Regions from separate parts of the Mus musculus genome. Here region 1 is linked to region 2. Evidence: chromatin loops called from intact Hi-C (ENCODE). Cell type or tissue: heart. All regions are shown on one strand. Links, peaks and the distances in the headings refer to the core of each region. The heading gives the core; the rest is flanking DNA.

Region 1 (11,229 bases), core at 2,220-10,219, 84 kb after region 2:
GGGGGCTGTAGAGGGACGAGGGGGGACAGTGTATGCCGGGCTTGGGACCCTAGAGGCAAATGTTAAGACTCCGACCAACCCTTTCTTCCCTTTGCTTTGTCTTTCTGAGACAGCAGAAGTATGTGGATTATATGATGCGTGAGTTCCAGGGCAAGGAGGAGATGAGGAAGAGCCAGTATCGCCTGCGCTTCCACCTTCCCATGACTGTCATCCCCCTGTAAGAGCCTCTTCCCTGGAGCTGGGGTGTGATGGAAAAGTGCTGGCAACTAAGCCTGCAGGGTGCCCCCTCCTCACCCTGCTGGCCCAACCAAGGTCCTGGATGGCCTCTTGTCCCTTCAGCTTGCCCTTCACAATCTGTAGGTGGTCATGATGACAAAGGTAGGTGGCTTCATGGATGAGGGAGCCAAGGCTCAGAGAGTCAGCCTGATGGCTTGCCCAGGCTGATGGGCAGAAAGAGGCGGGGCTGTTTATGCTTTTCTCCACCTCTTTCTGCACACTGTCCCGTCTCTCTTGCTTCTCTCTTTGGCCAGTGCTGAGCGAATCTGGCAGTTTCATCCCCAGACGCACAGGTGGCTCACACATGTGCAGCTGGGATTCTCCTGCGAGGAAGCTACTGGTGGACTCCCTGGCCTGGCGGCAAGGGCCTTGTAAAGCCTTGTTGATCCTTAGGAGAGGTGGTGGTGGGAATTTTAATGGCCCTGTCTATCTTGGCTCTGCCTGAGCTGCTACTCATTCCACTTATGGCCCCTTTACCCATGGTGTCCCCTGGAGCTGGGGCCTTGGAGGGCTTCCATAGCTGATGACCCACAAGAGAAGACTGGACATTTAATGTTATCTAATATGAGTTTTACAGTTTTTCGAACCTTCCCAGGGAACTGAAAGTACTAGAAACTGTAAACCCCAAGTGTTTGTGTGCTAGGCTTGAGGAAGAGCGGAAAGTTATGGGAAAATGGCTTACTTACTCTCTGAGAAGACATGTAGCCCAGGCTGGCCTCCAACTCCACAGGTAGGTTGAACTTTTGATCCTCCTACCTCTGGTTTTTTGAGTGCTTGGATTATAGGTGTGTATCATGTGTACTAGCCAAGCACTCCTCCAACTGAGCTAAATCCCCAGTGCCTTGGGGCAATCAGGGCAACGGAGGGAGAGGTTTGGCACAGAAACTGGAGTTGACTTAGCCAGCCCATCCATCCCTGTTCCCCTCTGCATCCTTGGCCTTTCAGAAGTAAGGTTGTTGCTGAGAGTCATGGTGTACACCTGTGATCCCAGCATCCTAGTGATAGAGGCAGGAGGACCCAAAGTTCAGGGTCCCCGCCACTACAGGATGAGTTGGAGACCAGCCTGGTATACACGGCACCATGTTTCAGAAAAGAAAAAGAAAGATTGCCCTTACCTGGGATCTTACAGCCCAAACCAACTGCTTCTCAAATGCCCTCAGCTGGAAATACTCAACAGTCCAAAGCACCACGCTTTGGAATGGCGTGTCTCAGCTTTCATCAACCTCTTCCTTTCTATGCCATGGCCCTGTCTCCCCTGTGGGCATTCCTCCCTCTAACACCCTAAGGACAAGGACTGGTTTGTTGGCTTGCAGTGGTTTAACCTTCCTAACGGCAGCCCTTTAATACATGGTTCTTCATGTTGGGGTGACTCCAACCATAAAATTATTTTTGTTGCTACTTCAGAAGTGTAATTTTGTTACTGTTCTCCGTCATAATGTAAATATCTGATATGTGACTCCTAAGTGGGTCAAGAACCACAGGTTGAGAACCACTGGCTTAGAGCTTGCCCCACTGCAGGCAGGGCTCTTGAGCCGGGATGCCTGGTGGACTCTTTCTCCTTTTCTGGAACCACCCTGGGTTGGAACACTAGCAGCCTGGGGTGTGTGGCTGGGGTGTCGACTCCTGTGTAGTGCAGTTTGGTGAGCCATATTTGTGGTCTGTCAAAGAAGGCTGTAGGTGGCTGTCCTCGGGAAGCCACACCCAGGGCAGGCTACAGAAGAGCTAGATCTAGAGGTTGTCTTCGCCTTGGGCAGGTAGGCTGGAGCTTTAGTGGAGAAGGAGGTTTAGTGGAGATCAGAGAAGGGTAGCTTGTAAAAAAACCATGGTTGGGAGTTAATTGAGGAATAGCCAATTAAATATGAATAATGAGAGTTTTCATAACTGTAATTTTGACATGAATAAATACTTGGCTTGATGTACCTTCTCCTTCACTGGTCTTTCTGTTTCTTCAGATCTCAAGAATGTTTAAAATCTGCAACAACAACAACAACTAAAAAAATCTCAGGACGTTTCTTCCTTATTTTCTCTGATTCATTTCTATAACTTACAAACCCAGAAGCCTCTCGGACCTGATAGAGAAAGTAGCCAGAATAGCAAAGCAATTTTTTATTAATTTTATGAGAGGGTATCTCTTAAAATCCAGCTCTCCATTACTGGATCTGCGCTGAGCACACCCCAGCACACCACCCCCTTTGATCCCTTCACTGTCCAATAAGGAAGAGGTGTAGTCACCACACGGATGGGGAGACAGACTTCCCTAAAATGCCGTTCCCAGGCCCGTGGAAGGTTCACGGCTTACTTCTCTAATCCTCAGCCTTTGGTCCCGAAAGAAGGGTCAGAGTCGAAGTGATGGGGAAAGAGAACTAGCTGAGAATGTCGGTCTCCTTCAGTACAGAAAAAGAAGCCGACGGCAGGGGACTGGGCTCTGCCTTCCCTCAGTGGACCTGCAGGGAGCAATGAGCTGGAGTTGAGTTTCATAGTGACTCAGGTTCCCCCTAAGCCTCAGGTCAGCTTAGGAAATTTTCAAGCCTTGGAAAATGCCTTGGGGGTGGGCTGAAAGCACTGGGTTTTAGTTCTAGCTCTGTTGGGCCTGGGTGAGATGCAATTCCCTGTAAGTGAGATGATAATATGCCCTGCCCGGCCCTGATCTAAGATGGGCAGATGAAAATAGAGGAGTGGGAGCCTTAATTGGGAGCCAGCTTGCTTTGCCAACACTGGGGGCAGGAAAGCAACCTCTGGCAGGTAGCACTGGGACTTGCTGTGAAGGCTGTAAGGAAACAGTCTGCAAGGCCAGGCCTGCCCTGGAACTGTTCACTGCGCTCAGCATCCTGGCCATGAAGAGCTGGGTGTGTAAGGCCTAACATCTGGTGGTCTCTTGGGTTACTCCTGCCTTGATCCTACTCCTCTTCACCCCAGAGCAGGAGAGCGATGGCTAGAAAGTGTCATGTCTCAGGTGACTGTCACAGCTGTACCCTGGTGGCCATCTGTGGGCTGTTTCTCCTGTGACAGAAACTTTGGGAACCTATCTGCTCACTTCTCAGGATCTGCTTTGGATTCCGTCTCGTCCCATATCATGGTTGGTTGGTTTGTTTTTGATGGAACCCAGGGCTTCACATAGCAAGGCAAACTACCACCGAGTCACACCTTAGTCTCCATTTGGGATATATTTTCTTGTGGCCAGTCGAAGTCCATCTGGAGAAGGGACAGAGTTCCATGTCCCCTGGAGCCACCTACAGTTTCTTGGTGTGTGTGTGCACATGTGTGTGTGCATGTACACGTGCACATGTGTAGCTGCCCCCACTGGCCTCTGACCTACCTCTTCCGTGGCTCTCAGTTCATGCACATACTTCCTTTTTGAATCGTATCTGCGTGTTTCTCACCATCTGCAGGCACCATGGGAGCGAGGTTGTAAAAGTGGCATGTTTAACCAAACGGTTCAAAAAGATGGGGCGTTTCCTGACTGTCACCAAAGATGGGATCCTGCAGTTCTGGTCTGAGACCTTCTCAATGTTGGAATCCTTCCACGTGAGTAGGACACTCATGGGGATGGTGGAGTGCCTCTATTGTGGCACCCTGAGTGGATTTGTCCTGAGCAGCCAGACCCTGGAGTCACAGGGCTTGGGTCAAAATTGTGACTTAACCCCGGGGGTCGGGGAGCTCACACTTGTCATCTGCTAAGCAGAGTCCAGCCTGGATGCCCACTAGGCACCCCCAAAACTGTTCATTCAAGGAGTGTGTCCCTGGGGTCCCCATATCCGTGAGCGTTATCCCAGCCTCACTCATACTTACTGTCCCTAAGTCCTGCTGATTGAAACCTTTGTCTGGATCAGGCAGGGAGTCATGCTCATGGTATTTGGGCTCTGGGGTCCAATTCTCAGCATTTGAATCCCAGCTGTACCACCTACCAGCTGTGGGATGCTGGCTAAGATGTCTCTAATTCCTCATCTGCCCAGGGAGTCTTGGAGTAGTAGCCCTTCTCGGGGCAGTGGGGACACTTGATGGTATAGGACATGGGTCATGCTTGAGCAGTCAAGGCCTTCAGTTAGTACAGAGGAATATGGGGAATACAGGCCAACACACTGTGGACTTTCTGCTGTCAGCTCATGACCTAGTGTAATAAGGGATGACCCATTCAGGCAAATCTGCTATGCACTTGATGCTGCCAGGCTAGTGGAGTATCCTGCAGCAAATAAGGAAAGGCCTGCCTTCCAGGGCCCCAGCAAGGCTTATGCAGGGCACTGTTAGTACTGTGAAGGGTTTCATGCCTGAGTAGCTATACAGTGCTTTACACTTGGCAGCAGGGCTGGTCCTTGTGGGAGGAGAGACCTGGATGATCTCTCTCCCTCTCCCTCTCCCTCTCCCTCTCCCTCTCCCTCTCCCTCTCCCTCTCCCTCTCCCTCTCCCTCTCCCTCTCCCTCTCCCTCTCCCTCTCCCTCTCCCTCTCCCTCTCCCTCTCCCTCTCCCTCTCCCTCTCCCTCTCCCTCTCCCTCTCCCTCTCCCTCTCCCTCTCCCTCTCCCTCTCCCTCTCCCTCTCCCTCTCCCTCTCCCTCTCCCTCTCCCTCTCCCTCTCCCTGCATGTGTATGGATGGAAGCAGGTGTTGCTAGCCCAGACTCTTGGCAGTGGCTGCTATATGGTTTACCTCTGTGCCCCTAAGGAGGCTGAAGAGACCGAGGAAGCCTTCCTGGGAAGCTTTGAGAGTCCTGGAGATTCTTCCTGGAGGAGCTGGTTTGGGGTTAGAGATTGGCAAGGGTAGGGCTCCCAGGTCCATTGGTGAATACCCACTGGGGAATGCTCACTGTCAGGCAAATGGAAGACTTTGGAGGTGGGCCTGGCCTTAAGACACTGGGGTCATGAAAGTTAGGCCCATTTTACAGATGAGGGAACAGCTTGGAGGAGTATGGCCAAGACCGTGTTTTTAGTGCTGAGATAAGGTTTCATGTCAGGACTGTGCTTGCTCCAGGGTCTTATGGGGCAGGAAAGATCCCTGTCCCCTGTACACTCTGCTAGCAACCTTCCATGGCCTGAGCCTCCTCTGTTCTTCTACCAGCTTTCCCAGTCCAAGCAGTACGGCCACCAGCAGATGTGGGTTATCGACGTGGCATATCTGCACAACATGAGCCTCATTGCAGTTGCCTCCACTGAGCTGAAGATAGGTGAGTGAGTCCCCCATGCTCTCCAGGCCTGCCCTTGGCTTCTAGCGAGCGGTGCAGATCTGTTGGCTGAGCAACCGTGAGCACGCATGGGAGTCCTCTGGGACTTGTTGGCTAGAGAGGCCTTAAAAAGGAGGCACTGGGTGCCAGTCGCTTGTGGTGGTGACCGCTTTTGTAGGCAGGTATGCTCAGTGAGTGCTGAATGTCTACAAGTTTTGAAGAGTTCAAATTTTAAGCCACAGTGCATGCAAGTCTCTCTAGATTGATTCTACGCCTTGCTTCCTGCTGCCTCTAGTCCAGGTCACCTTCAGCTGTCACTGGAATAACACCGAAGCCTCCTGTTGCTTAGCACACTTCCTCTGAAGGTCCCTCTAGCTACAAATGGACTTTTGAAATGTCTCCCTGCAGACAACCTTTACGCCCCTCCCCCCACAAAGCACAGGACGGGGGAGAATCCTCAGTGTGGCCCAGGAGGGCGAGGAAGGTCTGGCCCCTGCTGTCTGTTGTTTTACCTGGACCGGACCCTTCCTCCTGTCAAGCTGAGGTTGCTGTGACCTTGCCTTGCCTCCTCTGATGGGCGCTGGGTCAGTGTGTATGCTCTGCCTTACCTCCCCGCCTTCTGCTTTTCTTTTGAACCAACACAAGTGTTACTTCCTCCAGAGAGCTTTCCTTGACTGCCAAGTCAGGTGCCTCTTAAATAAAAAAATCTGCACAAACTAAGGCCCTCTCCCTGCCACGCCCCTTCAGAGTGTGGTCTTTGTCAGGATGAGTGCTTGATGCCTGCCTTCTCCTCTATACTGGAGCTTGGCCAGTGGGGACTGCATCTGCCTCACTCACATCCATACCTGCGTGCCTGGTGCCACCTAGAGGCTTAGCGGTAGTGGGTAAGTGGGTAGGCGGATACAGGGTCTAATTGATCACATGTTCCAGGTCATCGTGGAGAGGACATTCATGTGTCTACCCACAGCCTATGGTGCAGAGCTAAACAGAAGGATGGAGGGTGGCTGAAACAGCCAGTGCCCAGGTTTCAACCCTGGTCCTGCCACTCAGTAGGGCTGTGACTTAGAGCAGCTATTTACCTTCGAGGGCCTTAGTCTAGCCAGAGGGAAAACAGGGCCCAATGCTCTGTATCTCTAGGGTGAGTGTGGGTCAGTGATTGGATGTGTGAAGTTGTTTGGCACCCAGTAGGTTCTTTAATTGAGAGGACAGACTGTGACACATCCAGACACATCCAGTCATAGGCAAAGGCTCAAACAGTTAGAGCTTGCTGCTACCCATGATTCCTGGTGGTCTCTCCCATTACTCTCACCCATGAGGGCCTGGCTCCATCACTTCATGACATCAAATTCTGTGAACCGAACAGATGTGGTCTGCTCAGGGCATTTGGTCAAGGCCAGAGGCAAGTATGGAAGGATACCATCATGGGTCTTGACTTATGTAGCTCAGTCCAGCCAGCCCTGCTCTGTGTTCCACATCCCTTCTTGGGTGGTTAGGTCCCTTAGGAAGCAGACACTTGAGGGCCTGTCATTCAAACATGGGAGGCTGCTCCTCAGCCTCACTAGACTGACTGACCTGAGGACAGGGCTGCCAGGAGGAGCAAGACTTCCAAGGTAGGGGGCTTTTACCAGGAGCATCTGTGTGTCAGGGCCCCATGGAAGGTTTTGGAAAGGATGTGTAAGACTCTTACGAGCCTTAGCTAACAGAACCCCCATCACCACCCCCTCACCACCCCGAGTGAACAACACAGGCCAGGGATCGATGCAAAAGCAAGAATTTATTGTTCCAGTGTGCTGGGGTCATCCTGCACCCAAAGGAGAGGTGGTGACCTTGGGCAGCCCATTTGGCCAGTTTTTATACAGTTGTCAGGGGTAGAATAGAGCAACAGCCACTAGGCACAATGTTATTGGCAGAAAAGTGTGACTTTTAAACTGATTGATCCTTAGGGAATGAGGTGGCAAGGACTTCCCTTGTCTGTAGGTGGCTAATGGTTGGTCTGCCCTGCGGTTTTCCTGAGGAATGTAATCCAGGAAGGGAGGGGAGCCTACGTGCTCCATTGACCTCCTCTCCCTTCCAGGAAGGGAGGGGTCTTTATGCTCTGGGTTTTGCTGGAATTTTCCAAATGCCCTGAGCTGACCTCTTCAGATGAAAATAATGTTTTCAGAAGATCAAAGTCTGGCAGGCTGGTACCAGACAGTGAGAGATGGTGTGAGCCTGCACAAAGCCACTCTATAATCTGTTCTTCCTATACACCTGAATGTCATGAACTTACTTGGTCTCTGATCTGCTTGAGGGAAGGGGGTTCCTATCTCTAGCCCTGATAAGGTGTGTTGAGTGACATGGAGGAAATGTATTTGTTTCTATCTTCTCTAAACACCTAAAAGGACACACATGCACACATGCACACGCACACGCACATGGTTGAACTAGTGGAGGCCTTAGGGACCAGAAGTTTCCTGCTATCCACATAAGCAGGGCTCGGCCCTTGTTCCTTTATTTGTGTATCACAGCCACGATCACTCAGCAGAGGAGAGTCCTGGGTGCTGTGTTAGGTGCTGAGGATTCCACAGTTGCTACACAAACATGCTCCCTGCCCTCACATAGCTGTCAGGCCGGGCCAGGTAGCTCCCGTATTCAAATAAATGAGAAATTAACTTGAGGTGGTGAGGGAGATTGATAGGCAGCCAGCCAGGTGGGAGAATGTCAGCAGGCCTAGCTGAAGAGGGAGAGAGGCCGTTCTAAGAAGGGGTCATGGAGGTGGTCTGAAAGGGTTCTGGGGGGTATTCAAGGTGGGCAGAGCAGGACCCAGAAGTGGAAGACATTGATGCGTATACAGTGGTAAGAGTCTGGCATGCTGAGAGCCTGGTGACAGGGCCTTCAGACCAAGCGTGGGCTGTGGAGGGTCTGAGCCTGTAGGACTTGACAGGCTGAGAGTTGCACTGGAGTTTTGTTCTGGATGCAGTAGGGATCAGAGGGTAGTTTGCAGTGGGATCTGGCTTGGTTAGCAGCTGTGCTTGGGTCGGCTGCCTTTATTGCTGTGGGGTAGGGGGCTGGGCTGGGGTATGCTACAGAGCCGGAGAGATGGCAGGGAGTCCTGGGTACCTCCAGGTACCTCCCGAGCCGAGCCTGGAACACTACTCTTGGCTCTGTATGTCCCTCTCTTCTCTCTTTCCCAGAATTCTTTGATATTGGTGGCTACAAATGTATCCGGGCCTTCACCGTTATTGATCTGGATAGCTGTGTCATGGTCATGGACTATTGGTGAGTCTCACAGGAGATGGGTACAGGATCTTGGCAGCCACCACATCACTGGGAAGGGGGCTGGGGCCTCAGGGAGGCACTAGGAGAGCTGGTTCTGAGCTCATCACCATACGGTTCCTATATTGTCCCTCCCTGATTCTCTCCCTGGGTCTTGCAGTCACTCTACTCTTGAATTGTGCTTTTTCACCCCCCTCCCCCGCCCCTTTCTTATCCTGTTATCGACCAAGTGTTAGCAGAGGCTCACTCTGCTGCATTGAGGTCTCTGGGAAGTAAAAATGGTTGAAACAGAACCTGAATTTTGGTTCAGTGATGACAAGGGTATGGTTGGCACTGGGGTTGAGACCCAGACCAAAGCTGGAAGTCTTGTTAGAACTGTCCTTGTCCCTAAGATGACAGGGCCTTGGCACAAGAGCCAGGGCAGAAGAGTTAATAACCTAAATGCCTCAAGCAGCCTGAAAAACTCCATGCAGGAATATCTGATACACTGATATTGTCAGTCCTGTCAGTGGGCAGTTAGGAGCAGAATGGTAAGGGTCAATGTGTCATCAGGACCTCCCAGGAGAGCTCCTGGCAAGGATGCCAGCATGGTGAGGGCCTTCTTCATGAGCTCAGGCAAGCAGAGAATAGGTCTGCAGACAAGTCTTCCTACCCCAAAAGCTCCCTTTTCTTCCCTATGAAACCCCAAGGACTCAGTGCCCTGGCACAGTCTCCACTCCACTCTCTTGGGGAGGCGGCTGTTTCTTGTTCTGATGAAAGGACAGCCACCGTCTACAGAGATTAGTCTTCTCTCTCCTTTAACACGCATGCTTTATCCTTATGTCTCCCCAGGACCGACTGTCACAAAGCTGTGTTCTGCTATGGGGACACCAAGGGCAATGCCACCATCTTCATCTCTGACAACGTGGCTGGTGGGCTGTTCAATCCACAAATCCTTCCCCGGGCCTCCAAATGGGGTTAGTTAAAAGGCGTGGGCAGAGGACCAGGGAGTGGGTAGATGTGGGTACTAAGTTGGCCATGGTCTCTGGGCATTTCTGTCCTCCCTGTCCCTGCTTTGAATCTCTGGAAGGAGGTTCCTTGGAGTTCAGAGGGGGTCCTGCCTACTGGGCTTAGGGGAGAAGGGCAGAGGGTCTGAGCTGGGGGGCAGTCTTGTGAGGTGGGAGCTTTTGCAGTTGAGGTCTGAAGGCTGTGAAGCCTTCTCATCCTGTGAAAATGCAGTGCTAGTCTGGTGTAAGACCCCCAATGCTGGGCCTCCGCTCAAGTCCCGGGATGAGCTGGCCAGCACCCCAGTGTCCCGAGAGAATACCACACCTGATGCAAACTGCAAGAGGTTTTATTATTAGCTAGCTGAGGATGAAGTCCCTCCGCAGTGCAGGGCAGGGGAGTTCGACCCCGAGTGGTGACAGTAGGGGGCTTTTAACAGCTAGCTGAGGAGTTGGGAGGAGTTGGGAAGAGTTCTTCTCTTCCGGGCGTCCTTGGTGAAATTTACAAGGCAGGAGTGGGGAGTGAGTTCTTTCTGAATTTTTATCTCCGTGTCCTGGGCACAGGAAGGCAGGCATCTCTGGTTGTACAGTATAGAAACAAAAAGGCTTTTTGCTGGCTATAGAGAACAAAGAGCTTCTTTCTAGCTGTATTTTTAAAGATCAGGGAAAACAAGCTTGGGGAAATGTTTTAGGGGCTCTACCTTCCAGGGAGAAACGCTCTAAGTCGGGGTCTCACACTGGGACCCTGGGACATGCCTCCTGTCCTCTGAGCCCTAGCTGAGAGGGATTCTGCTCTACCTGGTTTTGAGCTATCTATGAATGGGTGAAAGTAGACTGGGAAGACCACAGGTGGGTGCGGTGGAGCCCGGGGACCACCTGGCTTGGCAGCATGGTGAATAAGCAGTTGTCTGCTGAGCTCTTGGTATGCCATCTCCACCCATGGGGACTGGTGACTTGTTACTGTCCATTAAGAGGTTTAGTGAGCTGAAGCTACTTGCACACACCCTGAGGCTGGGGAGTGGCAACTAAGATCTGCATCCAACCTGTGTGTTCAGTGTCTCCAGTTGTCATCACTTGCTGGGATGTTCCCTAAATTGTCTAAGGAAGTGGTTCAGAACTTTGCCAAAGGGTGCAAGGTCAACAGAGGTGATGGGCCGGGGGCTGCCTTGGAGACTCACAGGAACTGTATCACATCTGGGATGGGACCTAAGGTGTGGTGTTAGGACTCTAGTCATCCTAGGAGCCCCGGACCCAAACTGACCTTCCTTCCATCCAAAAAGGACCCAAACTGACCTCCCTTCCATCCAAAACACAAGAGTAGCCTTTGCTGGGACTGCTAGCTAAGAAGGTCTCCAAGGGTCCCCAGACCTTGGCAAGGACCTTGTTTAAGCTTGCTTCTTGGTTTTCAGTGTTAAGGAAGGGAAGATGCAAATACTAGTGGCCTGGTTTTTGTGTGTGTGTGTGTGTGTGTGTGTGTGTGTGTGTGTGCATGTGTTCACTGGGTATTGAATCTGGAGCCTTCAATATGTCAGACAAGCTTTGTAGCACTGAGCTACACTTCCAG
Region 2 (11,229 bases), core at 1,095-9,094:
TTGAGTGTTAGGTGAGCCCCTAAGCCTGTGGTTTCACTCTTGGCTTGACCCTGTAGGAACTATGTTGAGGAGGCAAGAATTCCCACGGCCCAGTTTCTGGCTCACCTTGGAGCTGATCTGAAAGCCACTGATGGACATCACCCTTGTCTCTTGTGTCTTCTCCCGCTGTCTTGAGGCAACCCCAGCAGATCAAGCACTTTCTTGGGTTCCCAGATTGCACAGGATCCACTTAACCAGGGACCCTGCCCTCCCTGAGCTCAGCTTCATAGCCTCTAGAGGGCATAACCTGTCATGCCTAGGAACCTTATTCTGTTTCTGCTTTGGGGTCAATGACTGCCAGCTCTTTGTTCTTACAAAACAAAAGGGTCCTGGTTTGTCTCTTCACTCTTGCTGGCGTGGGACCTAACTGAGGGAGGCTGTTCATACGCACCCCCATCTATTTTGCTTTGCTGGGACTCAAACCTTTTCTTCTGTCTGCAGCCCCTCAGTTGGCAAGCAAACACTTCAGCAAGCACGCCCTGGCTGTCCCCTGCCAGCCCTTACCCCATCATTGACCTCACAGATGAAGATGTGATACCCCAGAGCATCAGTACCCCATCGGTTGACTGGAGCCAGGACAGCCATCAGGAGGGCATGGATACCACACAGGTGGATGCAGAGAGCAGAGATGGAGGCAACATTGAGTATCAGGTACCACTGAGATGGGATTTCTGTCTTAAGCTCCTGAATGTAGAGAACAGATAACAGCTGTATAGTGATCAGCCTCTATGATTGATGTCATTTTTTTCATACATTACAATTCTAAGTATTTTCCAAATTCAACATTGTCCTTCTTTTCCCTGCACTGCTCCTGGACACCGATATGAACAGTGTTCTCTCCCTCTCCCTCCCCCACCCACCTCCCACCCCTCTTGGTGTGCACATGTGTGGTGTGTGCATGTGCCACTGGAAGCCAGAGGTTGACATCAGATGTATTCCTCATTCATTTCCCACCTGTTATTATTGTGTATGTTGTGTGCATGTGAGGATGCAGGTGTACACATGTCATAGTGTGTACAGAAGGCAGAGGACAGTCTCAAGTGTCAGTCCTTGGCTCCCACTGTGCTTTGAGACAGGCTCTCCTGTTTTCCACTTTGTGAGACAGACATTAGCACTCAGGCGTCGAAGAATTCTCCTGTGTCTGCCTTCCACTTGTCTTTGGCATGCTAGGTTACACACATGTATTATTGCATGTAGCTTTAAATGGGCTCTGGACCCTGGTACTTGTCTTTGGATGATAAACACTTTATCCACTTAGCCCTCTACCTTATTTTATTTTTATTTCATGAAGAATTTGATTTAATTTTATGTATGTGGATGTTTTGCTTGCATGTGTATGTGTACACCATGTATGTGCCATATGCCCTCAGAAACCAAAAGAGGGTGCTAGATCCCCTAGAGCTGGAGTTGCAGGCAGTTATGTGGGTACTGGGAATCGAACCTGGGTCTTCTGGAAGAACAGCCCGTGCTCTGAACTAATAAACAATCTCTCCAGAACCCTTCACCTTATTTTTGAGACAACATCTCTCACTGGCTCAGAGCTCACCCACTGGGCTCCATTGGTTGGCCAGGAGGCTCCAGGGATCCTTCAGTCTGAGCCTTCCCAGTGTTGGGATTGCAGGCACATGCAACACAAACAGCTTTAGGAGTGGGTGCTTGGAATCTGTGTGGCCATTGCCTCAGCCCCATTCATGATCACCATGCTCTGAATATTGCCTCCCTCCCTTCCTCCCTCCTTCCCTCCTCCCTCCCTCCTTTCTTTCTCTTTCTTTCTTTCTTTCTTTCTTTCTTTCTTTCTTTCTTTCTTTCTTTCTTTCTTTCTTTCTTTCTTTCCTTCCTTCCTCCCTCCCTCCCTCCCTCCCTCCCTCCCTCCCTCCCTCCCTCCCTCCCTCCCTCCTTCCTTCCTTCCTTCCTTCCTTCCTTCCTTCCTTCCTTCCTTCCTTTCATGCTAGATAGAACTCACTCTGTAAAACAGGCTGGCCTTGAACTCACAGAGATCCTCCTGCCTCTGCCTCTCAAGTGCTGGGATTAAAGGTGTGTGCCACCTCACCCTTCCAATGTTGTTTTCTTATTCATACATATTCTGTTCATATGCAGACATGTATCCTGCCTTTTGCCATTTAAGCACTAGGGTGGGCTCACTTTCAAGCATCCATTGCACAACCAGGGATCAGCAGCATCAGTGAATTACCCGATTGACCTTGCATGTGTGCATTGTGGCATGGTGCCTTCCTACTCACGGGTAGCTCCCGTGGAAGTCTTTTCTCTGTGTGCCACTTCAGACTCCCTAGAACTGTAGCTTTGTGCTTTAGTTTTGTTTTAAGACAGGGTCTCACTATATAACCCTTCCTTCCTGATCTCGAATTCACTATGTAAACTAGCCTACCCTTGAATTCACCGAGGTCCATCAGTCTCTGCCTCCTGAGTGCTGGGATTCAAAGATTGCCCAACATGTCCAGTTTGTTGTTTGCAATTAATGAAGCACTGTGGGAGTTAATTAGCAAAAGATTTAGTGCAGATCTAAGCAGACACTTGTGGAATGGAGACTTAAGACAAGGACCTTTCCCACTCAAGAATGGGCACAGACTTCTTGAAAGCCCCTCTAGTTGTGCTTTAACAATTTTAATATAATGTTATTAATTATTTGAGAATTTCATGTATATGCAATCTCTCTCTCTCTCTCTCTCTCTCTCTTGTTTTTTTTTTTTTTTTTTTTTTTTTTTTTTTTTTTTTTTGTTTTGAGACAGGGTTTCTCTGTGTAGCCCTGGCTGTCCTGGAATTCACTTTGTAGACCAGGCTGACCTTGAACTCAGAAATTAGCCTGCCTCTGCCTCCCAAGTGCTGGGATTAAAGGCATGCACCACCACGCCCGGCTATATGCAAGGTCTCTTAATCATATTCACCCTCTACTCCTCCCTTTATTCCAGATCGTTCCACCCTCACCTGCTATCAATTTTGTTTTTTAAAAAATAATTTACTTAATCCAACTTGTGCTGCCCATATACTCCTGGGTGTGGGGCCATCCACAGAGTGGTGGCTGACCTACCAGTGACCTTTCTTTCTTTTTCTTTTTTTCTTTCTTTCTTTCTTTTTTTTTTTAAAGATTTATCTATTTTATGTATGTGAATACACTGTAGCTATCTTCAGACACACCTGAAGAGGGCGTCAGATCCTGTTACAGATAGTTGTGAGCCACTATGTGGTTGCTGGGAATTGAATTCAGGACCTCTGTGTGACCTTTCTTTAAAAATATTTATTTATTTATTTTACCTATGTGAGTACACCATCACTGTCTTCAGATACACCAGAAAAGGGTATTGGATCCTGTCTTAGTCAGGATTTTACTGCTGTGAACAGACACCATGACCAAGGCAACTCTTATAAGGACAACATTTAATTGGGGCTGGCTTACAGGTTCAGAGATTCACTCCATTATCATCAAGGTGGGAGCATGGCAGTATCCAGGCAGTCATGGCGCAGGCAGAGCTGAGAGTTCTACATCTTCATCCAAAGGCTGCTAGTGGAAGACTGACTTCCAGGCACCTAGGGTGAGAGTATTAAGCCCACCCACACCCACAGTGACACACCTACTCCAACCAGGTCACACCTATTCTCCTGGGCTGGTTCCACTCCCTGTTAGCAGCTTTCCTCAGCATGTATTCCATGGCTCTGGCATCTTTAACTCTAGAGCCAGAGCCACATGGCTGAAGCTGCTGAGTTCTGCTGCTTGCAGGAACTAGAACATGACTCCCTTGTCCAACAAGGCCACACCTCCTCCCTCCCTCCTCCCTCCCTTCTTCCTCCCTCCCTCCCCCCTCCTTTCTTTCTTTCTTCCTTCCTTCCTTCCTTCCTTCCTTCCTTCCTTCCTTTCTTTCTTTCTTTCTTTCTTTCTTTCTTTCTTTCTTTCTTTCTTTCTTTCTCTCTCTCCCTCCCTCCCTCCCTCCCTCCCTCCCTCCCTCTTTCTTTCTTTCTTTCTTTCTTTCTTTCTTTCTTTCTTTCTTTCTTTCTTTCTTCCTTCCTGAGTTACCTCCCCTGAATAGAATCTTGGTGGCCTGTAGGCTGTAGGATCAGAGACAAGTCTACTCTTGAAAAGGCTACAGGTCAGACAGTTCTGAATTTAGAGTCTCACTGGTTTAAATCCATCTTTTTGTTAATTGCTTCTTTGGAGTCGGAGTCACCATTATGGACCCTGATAGCTTAGGAACAACCAGGCATACACCTGTGTGTTTAGAAAGAAGCCTGGGAGGGACAAGAGACATATGCCCTGTCTCCTAGAGTCATTTAGTCTTGCTTGTGGGTGGGGTGGTGCAGGAGGCCATTGTTGGCTGTGTCTGGAGTGAGGTAAACTATCAGTGAGCCACTCCGTCAGACCCTATTTTGATTCTTATGCCTATTGATAAAATGGTCTGAGATGTGCAAAGATTTTGAACTGAAGGATGCAGATAGAATGGTCTCTAAGGGATGCTAGTCACTGTTGGACCAACTCATAACTTAAGAGACAGGGACACAGGCAATGGGGCAGGGTGGAAGCACACAGGGAAGCAAATTATTAGGAACATTGCTGGGGGCTGGAGGGATTGCTCAGCCTTCAGTTAAGAGCACTTGATGCTCTTCTGCAGGTTTAGTGTCCAGAACCCACACTGGACAGCTCACAACCTCCTGCAACTCTAGTTCCAGGCTATCTGATACCCTCTTCTGACCTTTGAAATCACACACTCACACAGACAAACACACACACACACACACACACACACACACACACACACTTATAAATCATCGAAAAACAAAACAGTGCTAGGGGTCAGCCTAAAATCGAGGCTCTGATTTTCTTGCCTTGAGGCCATTTCCATACATTCAGTTTTTCTAAGAGCAAGAAAAATAGGTTACCAGATCTGTCCGAGGAGAACCCTCCTGCAGTTGTGCTATGTGACCAGCAGAGGGGGGAAAAGAAACAGTGTCTGTTTCTGGGCCTATGGGGGCCACTGAAACATCACACATGCGGAATGACTTGTGGGTCATGGGAGAGGAAATATCCTTGCTTTGATCCAGTGAGACATAACATGTCCGTTTCTAGACAGGATCAGATGGCAATAAGACAGAGTAGGAGGAGGGAGGACTATAGGAGGAGATTCCAATGTGCTATCTGTGGTCCTGGCCAAAGACCAAGACCTGTCTGGAGCCTCCCCAGTACTCAATGCTCATGTTGGCCAGAGCACTTCCTTGTCTCCCTGGCAGCCACATGATAGAGTTAAGGCTCTGAGCATAAGATAGAGAGGGCTGTGTGAAAGCAAGCATTGAAGCCTGGAATGTCCCATCTAGCCTACGATTGTGAGAAGCAGCCCGAAGCACCTTCTTTATTGTCCCCTTCACGAGGAATCTCACCCCAGAACTCATTTCTTCCTTCTCAGGGGACTTTGAGCAGGCAACCTGGCAGTCACGATCAGGACTCATGATACTGATGTTCATACAGATATGCACACGTATACCATGTGAACACACATAGAATCTTATTGAACCCATTCTGAGTTCCATTCTTTCTCACATTTGAAGTGCAATGTATACTTATTTTGGGCTCCAGGATATGTGTTATGCAGGTCACCCCCTGAATGCCCCCTCCCCCTGCTTTTGGTATTAGCATCTGCAAGCCAGCCCAGGAATAGACTCTGGGTGAATATGTATGCCAGTATGTACGCTTAGCCACTCAGGTGTGGGTAGATATTGGTGATATCTTTCTCATCTAGGTCTCGGCTGACAAACTGTTGCTCAGCCAGTCCTGTATCCTGGCCGCCTTCTATAAACTGGTTCCTTACAGGGAGTCTATATACCGTACTCTGGAGGTTACACAGGTGTAGGAATGACCTTAAGGGCTGGGAAGAATGGAGAGCTGCTAAATGTTAGCTTATGCCATTGTGTGGCCAAGATGGCTTGCTGAGTTAAGGATACCATGGAGGTGGTGAATGCCTCTGTGAGGGCCTGCTTGGGAAAGGAATTTGAGATGTGCCAAGGTCACTAGTGAGTTTCTGGTACTACCAGCTAGACTGGGAATGATGACTGCTGTCTTGTGAGGTGACCCAGTGAGCGGTGCTTTCAGTTTCAAACGAGTGCATATTATTCAGTGTGCAGCAAGCAAGGGTACAGACAGCAAGCAGCAGAGAGTCACAGCAGGTAGACAGATAAACATCAACGTATCAGATCCTCACAATACCCAGCAGAAGCGACTGGAGAAGCTCAAGTCGGTGAGCAAGCAGAAGAAATGTCATAAATCACCAAAAACAAATGACTTGGGAAGGCCCTTCCTCCTCCTCCTCCTCTTCCTCTTCTTCTTCCTCCTCCTCCTTTTCCTTCTTCTTCTTGATATATTTATTTATTTTATGTATGTGAGTACACTGTTGCTTTCTTCAGATACACCAGAAGAGGGCATCTGATCCAATTATGGATGGTTGTGAGTCACCATGTGGTTGCTGGGAATTGAACTCAGGACTTCTGGAAGAGCAGTCTGTGCTTTTAACCACTGAGCCATCTCTCCAGCCTGAAGCTGGACTTCTTGATGAAAAGTTTTATGCAAAATCTCATCTGTATGGATGGGCTTCTGTCCTTCCATCCCGACTGCAGTCATCTCTACCTTATGGGATAAACAAGGGTACCCTCTGTTGAAAATGGTTTTACTTCTGGCTGTTCTCAAGGGTGCTATGTGTTTAATACCCTCAGCTGTTTGCTCCCTGGCACAGTGTTAAGAGAGCAGTCTGCCCAGGACAGGGAGGCTTGGAAGACTCTTGAGAGAAGTGTACTCGAGTCTGAGACAATGGGAGGCCTTTCATTTCCAAAGCCAGCTTTCAGTGAGACTAAGCAGCATGTGACAAGGGACCAGTGCCACATGCGTCCCTGGGGCAGCAGCAATACTGCAGAGTACGCTATCCAGAGGTGGTGAGCTCTCTTTCTTTAAGCAGGATCCTTCAAGGCCTAGAGGAGGAGCTGAGGTCAGTGGTCTCCTCCCTTTGTCTGTGAATAGTTTATCTCCTCTGAGCCATTAGGCTCCCCACCAATCCCCTCCAACCCCTATCAGCCTGTTTGTTCCACTTGGCCAAGTGCCTAATTAGACATGCAAATTGTAATGGCCCTTAAAATGAAGAATGCTTGCCTCCATTCACATCTTCTTAGAGAAGGGCAGTGAGAAGTCTGTTGTCTGAGAAGAGCTACAGGAGGGTAAGGTAAAACTGCTGGAGGCTCCTATTTTTAACTAACAAGGCTGAGTTGAAACCTTCCTTTGGGGGAGAGCTGACCACTGTGATTCTACAGGGAAGAGGTCATATCTCTGGTGCCTGCCCCTGTGGTCCATTGTTTCCTTAACCAGTCCCCCTAAAAGCAGACTCCTGTCACATAACACAGCCCAGGACAGCTGTCTAGCTCTGAAAGACACCACTGTTTAGGGAATGCAGGCCCCAGCAGGGGGAATCCCTGGGTTTGCCCTGGCACATACCTCAATCGCCTGCTCCCATTCATTCACGGACAGAGTTTGCCTTTATTTGTGTCTTGGCAGAAAGCCAGGGTGAGAGCTGGCAAGGCCTGCCCCAGCAGTCCTGGAGAGTCACTGGAGGACCAGCTGAAGCCCATGCTGGAGTGGGCCCACGGTGGCTTCAAGCCCACTGGGATCGAGGGCCTCAAACCCAACAAGAAGCAACCAGGTGGGAAGGAACCCGGGGGACATGGTATTCCCGTACCACCTCTGACTGTTCTGCTTTCTTTGCTCTACCTTCCCATTTCTTGACATCTATAGTGCTCATTGGAGAAGAATCAAATCTCCTTGGTTGATCTGAATCATTCACAAACCCCCCCCCCCCCCATGTATGACCCTCAGGCAAACCTTGGGTGCACATCCAGTCTCCTACAATCTTTGGACACCTATTTTTCTTCTTATCTCTTTTTGTTTGTTTTTGTTTTTGTTTTTCTTCGAGACAGGTTTCTCTGTGTAACCCTATCGTAGAACTCACTCTGTAGACCAGGCTGGCCTTGAACTCAGAAATCCACCTGCCTCTGCCTCCCAAGTGCTGGGATTAAAGGAGTGTGCCACCATTGCCCAGCCCTTCTTATCTCTTAATATTAATGTGTATATATAAGCACTGGAAGATGTCACTTTATCATCAAACATACCTTGTGCTTTTGTTTTTTGAGAGAACAGTCTCACTATGTATGCCTGTTTGGCCATGTGCTGGATTTCTTAGCATATGTCACCGCATCAGGCTTCCTCATGGCTTTTGATGGGTATCTAATTTTCTTTCCCAGTGTGTGAGTCAGATTCAACCATGTCCACTATGATTCAACCGATCCAATAAAAATATAAATAAACATTATTGCATGAGAGCCACAGAATGTGTTTGAATTAGTTTCTAGTAGTTTCATTGTAGAGAATCAGGTGAAATTAATGTTAATCATAAATTTTGACCTAATATTTTTAAAACTTAGCATTTTCACTTTTAGCCTACATATATTTAGTTAGTTCACTTCTCTGTTAGTACTATTCAAAAAATTATGCCATTAGGTAAAAGCTAAACAGAAATTGATTAAGGAATACTTATTAATTAACTTCATAAATTGGCTAAATAGATTCCAGGGTTCAAGCCAGTCCAAATTAACCAAGTCAGTAGCATCACTTGACAATTTAAACCTGACTTTCTGTGTGAGTGAGATCCTGTTCCTGCTGGCATTTCAAATACTTAGTAGTTCCATGCTCCTGTTGGCCATTGGCAGACATCACTGTATGTCACAGTAATGAGCTGGTTCTCAGGACTGATTTCCTTACAGATTCAGATGTGTAAACCTATAAACATGAGAGGATGGCCTGCTTCCTGGGTGAGAGGAGCTTTGAATTGGCTTCTGCTCTGGGCTCCCATCTGGGATTCTCTATGCCCATCATGGTCCCCTGCTGTAGATGCAGCTGGATCCCAGGCAACACATGGCCTTGTCCTGCTTTGTCTCTTAGACCCTTCAGACAAATCCCGTCTGCTTCCCTTTCAGAGAACAAAAGTCGAAGACGCACAACCAATGACCCTGCTGCTTCTGAGTCCTCCCCACCCAAGCGCCTCAAGACAAATAGCTATGGCGGGAAGGACCGAGGGGAGGATGAGGAGAGCCGAGGTGATGTGGGGGAGATGCTGGAAGGTCTGGGGATGCATGGTGCAGAACTGGGAGCAGCAGGCCCTCAGGACCACTGCACTGTGGGGTACAGGGGAGCAAGGCTGAGGGCCAGGAGAGACTTCCCCACCTCATCTCACACCTGTCCCCCTTTCCTCAACAGAACAGATGGCTTCTGATGTCACCAACAACAAGGGCAATCTGGAAGGTACTGTTGTCTCCCATCCCTCCTTTTGGGGCTGCCCCGGGCCTGCCTTACCCTGGCTTTGTCCTTCTGCATGGGTTTAATCCAGAGGCCTGGGCATTGATCTCGGTCAGGACCATTTCTGCTCCTTCATATTTGTTGCTATATGTCTATTTATTTATTTATTGAATAAAGTGGTATGTATGGTTTGCTTCCATTTTTAACTGAGTCTGATGAGGTTGCTTACCTGGGTGACTGGAGTTCGGGAAGAATGGAAGCTGTGGTACTTTAGTCAGTACCTGGGAACTCAGATCAATGGTACCTTGAACTTTTTCCATGTAATAAGCACATCTAGCTTTTAGGTTAAATGGAGCCATTGGGTCCTCCTCGAGCTAATTCTGATCTCCTTTCCCCTACTGGGTACTGCACTAGAATTCAGAAATCTGACATGAACAGACCTAGTGGAGTTTGAATATACGGTGGGCTCTTCATTTACATTCTTGGCCCAACGTGTCTTAATCTTCAAATATTTATCAAATAGTTACTCCTTATTGGGTCAGAAAACAAACCTGGACCCAGGGTACTATGGGCACCCTGTGCAAGCTGCAGTTTAGAGCAGTACTGACAATTTAGAGACTTTCAACCCACAGTCATCTATGTACCCCAAGAGTGATCCACCATTTGTTCCTTGTAGTGGGGCAGTATTGGTCATGTAATGGTTTTGTCCTCTTGAATGGTGGTCAGTTTAGAGCCAAGGCTCTAAACTAGTTTTTTATTGAGATTACTGGGATTGTAATCACATGCTATGTTTACCAGTTGTGGTTGCAGGCAGCCTTGGTATCTATCACCAAGCCAATCAGACTCACTACTAGGGCCCCAGTGTCTGGAATTGAACACTTGTGAAAGACCCAGAACACTATTTGGCCTTCTATCTTTCTGCTTGGCCAGCCCTTTGCCTCCCTTGTGTTGCTTCTTGTTCATTTGAGCTGGTCTTTCCCAGACAATGAAGTGAAGATGGCACTTATAGCATTATTGGTTCTAAGCACCCACCCTGAACACGCCCAGTCTCTTCTGAGAGGCTGGTAAAAGCAATCAACACAGGACATGGCACAAAATTCTCAGGGTACAGCTGGCAAGAAGAAATGCTCAAAACTGTCAGGACTAAGGCTTGGGCAGCTGATATTAGGCCCTTGGTTTACATAACCTCTGGCACCTCTCTTTCTTTCAGACCACTGTTTGTCGTGCGGTAGGAAGGACCCTGTGTCCTTCCACCCCCTCTTTGAGGGTGGGCTCTGTCAGAGTTGCCGGGTAAGTCTTCTCCCTCCCATGCCACATCCATCCCCATCCAGGCTCCCAGCACAGTCCCTGCTCCAGGCACTAGTGAACAGCTTCCTTCCCTAGGGCACCCCCCACACCCTTCCTGATTGAGGGACAGGTGCTATAGCAGAGAAGGCCCTCCACACGACACTCAGGTCACATGTACTGTCTCTGAAGAGCATACCAGGCCACCAGCTAGGGCCCCAGGGGCTTGCTAGCCAGGCATGGCTGAGATCAGGGCTGTAGTCTCACCTGCCTCTCTCTGGTGGCCAGGACCGCTTCCTAGAGCTCTTCTACATGTATGACGAGGACGGCTATCAGTCCTACTGCACCGTGTGCTGTGAGGGCCGTGAACTGCTGCTGTGCAGTAACACAAGCTGCTGCAGGTGAGTGACCCTTGGTGCAGACTGAACAAGTGGGTCTCTGGTGCTGGGTTGAACCCCGCAGAACCAGCAGCCTGTAGTCAGCTAAACCCAAACAGAAAATGAGCACCCAGTGGAATCCATTGTGGAATCCGTTGCTCACAAGTGTGTACTGAATTGATGCACTGAATGCTGGGC

The links. Peaks named below come from ENCODE experiments on the same cell type or tissue, not always from the same donor. Only the 100,000 strongest peaks of a DNase experiment are listed, where the experiment ranks them.
Region 1: a loop joins it to region 2, with 7 times the contacts of the local background. A loop is called at or near these places in 13 of 42 quality-filtered maps.

The regions. Positions count from the first base shown.
Region 1 is chr2:153,789,043-153,800,271 of GRCm38, forward strand. It overlaps Efcab8 (EF-hand calcium binding domain 8), which reads left to right. Exons shown (of 29, transcript NM_001370916.1): 7 at 114-217; 8 at 3,666-3,801; 9 at 5,325-5,430; 10 at 8,601-8,685; 11 at 9,514-9,638. Among named protein-coding and RNA genes, the nearest start is that of Efcab8, 15 kb to the left of the region's middle. In heart, for the core only: a CTCF peak has its summit at 6,294 (motif pointing left); no DNase peak of the experiment used is centred there.
Region 2 is chr2:153,705,904-153,717,132 of GRCm38, forward strand. It overlaps the pseudogene Dnmt3b-ps1. Among named protein-coding and RNA genes, the nearest start is that of Mapre1, 30 kb to the right of the region's middle. In heart, for the core only: a CTCF peak has its summit at 4,976 (motif pointing right); no DNase peak of the experiment used is centred there; H3K27ac peaks cover 1,691 bases.